Regions from separate parts of the Homo sapiens genome. Here region 2 is linked to region 1. A link is an interaction called in ENCODE POLR2A ChIA-PET data of the cell type or tissue named here. Cell type or tissue: PC-9. All regions are shown on one strand. Links, peaks and the distances in the headings refer to the core of each region. The heading gives the core; the rest is flanking DNA. Region 1 overlaps LOC101928864 (a long non-coding RNA gene). Region 2 has its middle 6.4 kb from the start of SHROOM3-AS1.

Region 1 (4,397 bases), core at 247-4,246:
TTTTATGTGTCCTTTTACAGACAGCCTCTTGAATGATGTGAACAGTGATGGCTTTCTCTGAGAGTAAGACAAGAAAGCTTTGTAAATGGCGTTGAATTTCCTGCTCTTGGCAGGCCCTGCTCAGCACAGAAGAAAAGACTGATCAAGTTGTCCAAGATGGAGCCCTTTATCCACGTTAGTCCACTTATCTCTTTAAGATTAAAGGAAAGCAATCATTAAAAATACAGATCCAGTAATTATTAATACAGCATCCTCTTTTTTAAACACCTCATTTTAAGAATGATGATATTCTTAGGAAATGGGCTGGGGGATTATGTAGGTTTTCTCTGTTTACTTTGCAGAATTTTTTGTTTGTTAATATATCTTTTAAAAAAAAATTCTCCTCATTCTATTTGTCCTTATCACATTGGCTTACCTTGCCGGAGCTGAAAGTGTTATTTATGAAAAAGACATTATTCCCCTTAGGCTAATCAGGCTTTACCCATTAGCCTTTCCTGAGCTTTCTGGAAGGCAAATTTCCTGTATCATGCACACATACAAAATAAGGAAATCAGAAACTTGGCAGCCCCCAAGAACTTCCAGACAATTTAAGATACTTGGTTTTCTACAGCATGTGGTAGGGGTGCAGTGGGGTTGGGTGATACTGTCACCAATAACCCCATGAAAGCCTGATGTGCAGCCCATTGTCCTCAGTGACATGTGAGACTGAAACTAAAAGGTGCTCACAGAATGGGTAATAAGCAGGGAGTGCCCACACAGAAACACTGACTACATTCAGTGAATCCCTGACTCCTGACAAGTGTGCTGCAAACCTGCTCACACTTAAGCTTCTACCTTGAAAATAGGGCACTCTCATGGGACAGTTGCAGTGCTTCCCTAAATGACTTAGACTTCCCTGAACTTCATAAGGCATCAAAATTGCTACAATTTTCCAAATATCATCTTTCTCCTCAAAGATATGGTTTTTGACAATAAATCCTAGCTTTTTATTCAATCGAAATTTAGTGAATACACACTGAGTGCCAGGCATGCTACTAGGCACCAGGAATACAAAAATACATAAATAAAACAAGGCCCCAGCATATACCCTGGTATGTCTGAGGTGTAGGGCAAAAGCACTGGCCATGGATCAAACTGGCTTTGTGTCTCAGCTTTCCTACTCATTAGAAATGGTGCCTTGAATACCCTGAATAATTCCCATGGTCTTGAGCCTCAGCTTTCTAAACTGAGGAAAACAAAAAGCCAGAGGTAGTTGTGTCTGCTTCATATGTGATGACTGAATACAAACATTTGTGAAAGCAACTAGCTATATATTTCTAGGCTGCACCATGTTGTGACTTCATGAAGGGAAAGGAAGGGATCATCCCTAACCTCATCAAAGAAGTCTGGTGGAAAGCAGCCCTGAAAGGAAAGAACCTGAGGATAAGGATACGTAAAGCTGACATGAGGCCATACTCCCCCTCCCCGTCTACTCACTATTGCTGGGTCCCTGCCTGGGCTGTTTTCTGTCATTAGGCTGAGCACAGTGGTTCATACCTGGAATCCCGGCACTTTGGGAGGCTGAGGTGGGAGGATCACTTGAGCCCAGGAGTTCAAGACCAGCCTGGGCAACATAGCGAGACTTCATCTCTACAAAAAATTTTAAAAATTATCTGGGCGTGGTGGCATGCACCCGTAGTCCCAGCTACATGTGAGCCTGAGACAAGAAGATTGCTTGAGCCTGGGAGGTCTATGCTACAGTGAGCCATGATCATGTCACTGCACTCTGGCCTGGGCAACAGAGCAAAACCCTGTCTCAAAAAAAAAAAAAAAAGTGGTTTGCAGCCCCAAACTTCCTGCTTAGATAAGTCTTGCTTCACAGAACCTGCAATGGAGACAGGAATGCCTCTCTGAGGAAGAGAAACAGGGAAGGTATAGCATAGTAGCATAGGGTGCTATCTTGAAGTAATGCAGATTTTTCAACCAAGAGCTCATTTTTAAATCAGAACCTGGAAGAATGAGATGATTTATATAGCAGATGATTAATCTCTGTCTTCAAGCAATCAGCAGAATAAGTCAGTGAAACATCTCATATATTCTCCTTTCTGATTTTCCCACAAACAAGACCATCTCAAATTTGAAATCAACATTTTACAATCCATTTACTATATATTTTGTTGCTTTTGTTGTTAATGCTAGAAGCATGCCCTGTTTTTTTGGAAGAGTGTTTATGCAAGGGTTGGCCATATTCATAAACATTCATAGTGTTTATCTACGTAGGGTTGGCTTTGGAATTGTGGAAATTATCCACACTGTAGACACCATCTGAATGACTACAGCAAGAGGACCAGTTTTTCCAGCCAGCCACTTTAGTCCCTCCCAGTTCTACTAGCCTGCAAGAGAGTAGCCTTGTAGGAACTATCTCTGCAACCTGAGAACTTGAGAACTAAATGCTCGGTTGACTCTGAAGCCCGACTCAGTACTTTGTTATCCAGTGCTCTCTCTTTTACACGAATAATCAACTGAAATAAATGAAGTAGCTTTGACATAATGTGAAAAGCCTGGCAAAGGAGAGTGAACTGAGAATTCGGCAATGCCTGAAATCAGAACTAATCATCTCAAAATCATCTTAAAATATATTTTAAGTGGCTCAGGCTACATTCTGGTACATTGTACATGATTCTTTATGTAACACATTTTTCTTTCATGGTTTGTTTCAAGAACCATGACCTAACTCAGAGATTTCCTGTCTTTCCTTGACATCACAGTGCTATATGAAGTTGACACTGTCAGCAAAGAGTAACTTAGGATACATCTGTTGAATGTATCATCTTATTTCCAAAAGAAGTTTTACTGTCTGTGAGAGTCATGATCTCTTTTTTTATCTCAAATGAAAAGGCAATTGATGTTTAAAGTGATATGGATAAGTGGTATAAGCTTAAAATTTGCTTCTGTTAACATTTTAAAGTGTTTTCAAAATGAAATTTTTTTTTTAACTTTAAAAAGAAAGACTGCTGTTGAAACCCTGTCTCTACTAAAAATACAAAAATTAGCTGGGTGTGGTGGCACACACCTGTAGTCCCAGCTACTTGGGAGGCTGAGACAGGAGAATCACTTGAACCTGGGAAGTGGAGGTTGCAGTGAGCCAAGATCACGCCACTGCACTCCAGCCTGGTGACAGAGCGAGACTCCGTCTCAGAAAAAAAGAAAGACTGCTTTATATCAAAGATCCTCAGGTCTGTTTAATTACGTATATTTTTATGTTTTCAACCACATTCTGAATAAGAAATTGTGGCTACATGCAGAAGTAGAACCAGATTTAAGGTAGTACATTTGAAGCTTTACTATTTGGAGGGGCTCTCTCTAGGAAAAAAAGAATTTACAAATACAAAATTAGATATGAAAGTGAATACTTATTTAAAACGAGACAATTCAAGACAAAGTGTAAATTTTAAACAGTTGTTACATACTGACTGCTTCGGCTATCTACTGCTGTACAATGAATCACCCAAAACTTAGTGACTCAAAACAACAATAATTTTATTATCATCACCCACAGGTCTGGGGCGTTGCTTGAACTCAGCTGGGCAGCCCTTGCTCAGGGTTTCTTATGAAGTTGTAATCAGATGGTAACTGCGGCTGGCATCATCTTGCTGCCACTCACGTGTCTGGAGTTGTTGCTGACTGTGGGCTGGGACCTCTGCTGAGGCTGGTGGCTGGAACATTTATATGTGACCACTCCACGTGGTCTTTCCATTTCCTCATGGCATGGTGGCAGGGCCTGAAGAAAATCAGGTGAACACTGTGTCTCCTTTTACAAACCAGCCTTGGCAGTCAGATAGCATCTATATTAATTTCACACTGATGGTCTAGGAAATTACCACAAATTTAGGGATTTAAAACAACAAATGTTTATCATATTACAGTTCTGGAGGTCAGAAGTTCAAAATGGGTCTCACTGGGCTAAAATCAAGGTGTCAGCAGGGCTGCAGTCCTTCTGAAGGCTCTAGAGAGTATTCATTTTCTTGCCTTTTCCACCATCTAGAGGCCACCTGCGTTCCTTGGCTTGTGGCTCTTCCTCCATCTTTAAAGCCGGCATCATGGCATCTCCAGATCTCTCTTGACTCTGACTCTTCTGCCTCCCACTTCCAGCTATAAGGACCTTAGTGATTACATTGGGCCCACCTGAATAGTCCAGTATAGTCTCACCATCTCAACGTCAGCTGGTGCTTGCTTCAGCATCACATATATTAAAATTGTTTTTTTGTTGTTTTTTTTGTGTGTGGGGGGGGTTGTTTGTTGTTTGTTTGTTTGTTTTGAGATGGAGTCTTACTCTGTCACCCAGGCTGGAGTGCAGTGGCACGATCTCGGCTCACTGCAACCTCTGCCTCCTGGGTTCAAGGGATTCTCCTGCCTCA
Region 2 (4,397 bases), core at 221-4,220, 340 kb after region 1:
TACAAGCATGCACCACCATGCCCAGCTAATTTTTGTATTTTTAGTAGAGATGGGGTTTCACCATGTCAGGCTGGTCTCAAACTCCTGACCTCAAGGGACCTGCCCGCCTCAGCCTCCCAAAGTGCTGGGATTACAGGGATTACAGACGTAAGCCACTGCAACTGGCCCATAACTTATTTTTCTAAAAAAAAAATGTGTACATGTATATTCTGGATACTGTAAAATAAATTTCTTGCTAATGGGTCTTAGTTCATAAATGTTGACAGCCAGTGGCTTAGGAGTTGGTGGTGGATAATTCAGGCTTTGTTTTTTGTTTTTTGTTTTGAGACAAGGTCTCATTCTGTTGTGGAGTTCAGTAGCATGATCTCAGCTCACTGCAACCTTCACCTCCTGAGCTCAAGCAATCCTCCCACCTCAGCCTCCCAAGTAGCTGGGACTATAGGTACATGCCACCACAGCTGGATAATTTTTGTATTTTTTGTAGAGTCGGGGTTTTGCCATGTTGCCCAGGCTGGTCTTGAACTCCTGAGCTCAAGCAATCTGTCCACCTTAGCCTCCCAAAGTGCTGGGATTAAAGGCGTGAGCCACCACGCCAGGCCTTTTATTATTTTTTTCCCCTAATAGTGCAGAGGCACTATAACCAATGTTTGATAGAAGTGAATTGCACCTGGCCTCAAAGATCATTAACCAGCTTAACGAATTTTTGGTGTCCTATGTAGTGGAAGAAAAGAAGTGTGGGAGTTAACAAAATGAGCACAAATTCTTCCCTTCCCTGCTCTCTTGCCCTTGCAGTGTGATTGCAGCTCCACCTATCATGAGATGGACTTTATTTCTCGATCTCTGGAATCTGGGCCGAGCTTGTGACTTACTTTGATCAATGGAACAGGTAGCAAATATGACACAAGCAGAAACTTGAAAAGTCCTAGCACATTAGGGCTTGCCTACTCTTCCTACTCTTGAGAATCCCGTAACAACCACCTTATTTATAAGCCTCAGCAAGCCTGCTGGAGAACGAGTGACACGTGGCCCTGTTACCCCACTGCCCTAGCTGACAGCCAGCACCAACCACCAGACATGTGAGTGAGGCCATCCTAGGCTAAGTGCCCTCAGCTGACCCACTGATGAATTGCAAACACATGAGCAAACCCAGCTGGGATCAGCCAGGCCTGGCCCAGATCAGAAGAACCAGCCACTTGACCTGCAGACTTGTGAGTAACAATACGTGACTGTTGTTTTAAGCTACAAAGTTTCAGGATGGTTAGTTATTGCATCAAAAGCTAACTGATACAAGGAAAATGGGAATGGAAATGGAAGTTAAAAGAGGAAATAGATGAAGGCCAGGCACCCTGGCTCACACCTGTAATCCCAGCACTTTGGGAAGCGGAGGTGGGTGGATCACTTGAGGTCAGGAGTTCGAGACCCACCCTGGCCAACATGGCGAAACCCTGTCTCTACTAAAAATACGAAAAATAGCCGGGCATGGTGGCGCACACCTATAATCCCAGCTACTCAGGAGGCTGAGGCATGAGAATAGCTTGAACCCAGGAGGCGGAAGTTGCAGTGAGTCGAGATCATACCACTGCACTCCAGCCTGGATGACAGAGCAAGACTGACTCAAAAAAAGAAAAAAAAAAAAAAAGAAAAGATAAATGAAACAGATGTGAAAACGGAAGTTACAGTGAAATGAGAGGCTGTTGGCAATATTTATCCCTTCTCTCCAGGCCTACAGGGAGGCTGAATTCTTCGTCCTGCAGAACAGTAGGTCCATTCCTGAATCTCAGGGATGGTATTTCAAAGCCTAGCTCAATGTCTAACTTGTAGAATTATCCTCAGTAAATATTTGTTGAATAAATCAATGGCTTGGAGATAATTTCTTCCCTTTGAATTGTAAGATAAAGCTTGGAAATTGGCTAGCAGCTTCCAGTCTCCATGTTGTATACATTTGTGATTGACATAGTTTGGATATTTGTCCCCCCAAATCTCATGTTGAAATGCAATCCCCAGTGTTAGATGTGGGGCCTGATGGGAGGTGTTTGGGTCATGAAGGTAGATCCTGCATGGCTTGTCCTTGCAATAGTGAGTTCTCAGGAGATCTGGTTATGTAAAAGTGTGGCACCTCCCCCCATCACACTCCCACTCTCACCATGTGACACACCCATTCCTGCTTCACCTTCTCCCATGAGTAAATGCTCCCTGAGGCCTCCCCCGAAGCTGAGCAGATGCTGGTGCCATGCTCGTACAGCCTGCAGAAATTGAGCCAATTACACCTCTTTTCTTTATAAATTACCCAGCCTCAGGTATTCCTTTCTAGCAATGCAAGAATGGCCTAACACAGTGGTATTAATAGGAGCGTGGCTATGTATGGGATGCATGATTAAAAGTTCCACAGCAGGCACTGCTGTTTAGTCAACCCAATATCCTTTCCTAAACTCCCATTTCCTTGTCATGTTTTACTACAGAGGCTTGGAAAAGTTAATATTCCATTTTCCAGACTCCCTTGCAGCTAACAATGGCCAAATGATGAAGATCAATGAGATATAAATGAAAGTCTGCTGGAATGTTGCTGGAAAAAAATTTGCTTTTCTAATAAAAGCAGCTCTGGGGCTGGGCATGGTAGCTCACACCGGTAATCCCAGTGCTTTGGGAGGCAGAAGGAGGAGGATCACTTAAGGCCAGGAGTTTGAGACCAGCTTGTGCAACATAGTGAGTCCCCCGTCTTTATAAATACAAAAAAAATTAGCCAGGTGCGTGGTACACACCTCATACTTCTGGCTACTTGGGAAGCTGAGACAGGAGGATCACTTGAGCCCAGGAGTTTGAAATTGCAATGAGCTATGATTGCTTCGTTGCACTTCAGCCTGGGTAACAGAGTAAAACTCTGTCAAAAGAAAAAAGAGAAGAGAAGAGAGAAAAGACACTCTGGTTGGCATTGCCTACACTGCTCCTTTTCTACCTACTTTGAATGCAGATGTGATGCCTATAGCTGTTTGGATCAGCAGCAGCCATCCTTTGATGATAAGGGAAAGTCCAGAAAAATCACGGAGAACTTGGCTTTGATCATTGGGAATTCTGCAAAGTCTGCCGTGTCACATTTGCTGATTTCCCAATGGCTCAGAGTTAATATAGCAGAGGACCAAAGAAGGGTGTCGATACCAGGAAATGTGATTCACTGGAGCCATTAATATAACAATATACCACTACCTTCCTCAAGACACTTTATTTCCATCTGTTGAAAAATTGCTGTAGTATCCTCTTTTTATTAGAATAAGACATTGGACTTATCTGCCAAAAACTGTAACAAATACACAAATCTATGATGCCTAAAATGTGAACAGTACCTTCTCAGATGGCATTGTGGTGCAGTGCACAGCCTGCACAACCATACCTAGTGGCTGTAGTAAATCTTATCAGCCTACTTTAATTATGTGTTGAGGACTGGGTTCAAGTTTTATGTCTTTTTGGTGCTTCACACTTAATACCATGCCTACCATTTTATAAAAATGTGTCTTCTGTCACTTTCTATAAATTTCATTTATCTATAACAGAGCCCCTCTAAACAGTATTTATTACAGCGAGATCTCCAGACCACCTGCATAAAAATCACCTAAAGAACTTGATAAATGCAGATTCCTGGGCCCCACCCCAGACTTACTGGCCTAAAAGGTAAAGCTTCAACTTCTTAGCATGGTATCTGATATGGTTTGGCTCTATGTCCCCACCCAAATCTCATCTTGAATTGTAATCCCCACGTGTCAAGGGAGGGACCTAGTGGGAAGTGATGAGATCATGGAGGCAGTTTCCCCCATGCTGTTCTCCTGATAGTGAGTTCTGATGAGATCTGAGGGTTTTATAAGTGCTGGTTTCCCCTGCTCTTCTCTCCTTCCTGCTGCCTTGTGAAAAAGGTACTTGCTTCTCCTTTGCCTTCTGCCATGTTTGTAAGTTTCCTGAGGCCTCCCCAGCTATGCGGAGGCCTGACTCATTAACTGTGAGTCAATCAAACCTCTTTCCTTTATAAATTACCCAGTCTCAGGTATTTCATTATAGCAGTGTGAAAACAGATTAATACAGTGTATTAGTCTGTTTGTGCTGCTATAACAAAAACACTGTAGACTGGGTAACTGATAAACAGAAATTTATAGCTCACAGTTCTGAGGGCTGGAAAGTCCAAGATCAAGGTGGAAGCAGATTTGGTGACTGGTAAGGGTTTGTTCTCTGCCTTATAGATAGTGCCTGGTTGCTACATCCTCACATGGTGGAAGGGGTAAATGAGCTGCCTTCAGCTTCTTTTATAAAGGCACTCATCCCATTCATGAGAACTGAGCCTGACTTCCCAAAAGGCTGCCTGTTAATAGTCTCACATTGGGGATTGTTTCAACATAGGAATTTGGGGAGACACA

The links. Peaks named below come from ENCODE experiments on the same cell type or tissue, not always from the same donor. Only the 100,000 strongest peaks of a DNase experiment are listed, where the experiment ranks them.
Region 2: POLR2A ChIA-PET joins it to region 1 with 5 read pairs; 2 of 35 experiments call an interaction of 5 or more read pairs at or near these places.

Annotation. Positions count from the first base shown.
Region 1 is chr4:77,150,600-77,154,996 of GRCh38, reverse strand. It overlaps LOC101928864 (a long non-coding RNA gene), which reads left to right. Exons shown (of 2, transcript XR_244659.5): 2 at 21-243. Among named protein-coding and RNA genes, the nearest start is that of CCNG2, 4.4 kb to the left of the region's middle. RefSeq lists a silencer at 574-643 and an enhancer at 2,354-2,403. In PC-9, for the core only: no CTCF peak of the experiment used is centred there; a DNase peak (open chromatin) is centred at 2,366; H3K4me3 peaks cover 410 bases; H3K27ac peaks cover 1,172 bases.
Region 2 is chr4:76,806,663-76,811,059 of GRCh38, reverse strand. No RefSeq gene overlaps it. Among named protein-coding and RNA genes, the nearest start is that of SHROOM3-AS1, 6.4 kb to the right of the region's middle. In PC-9, for the core only: no CTCF peak of the experiment used is centred there; no DNase peak of the experiment used is centred there.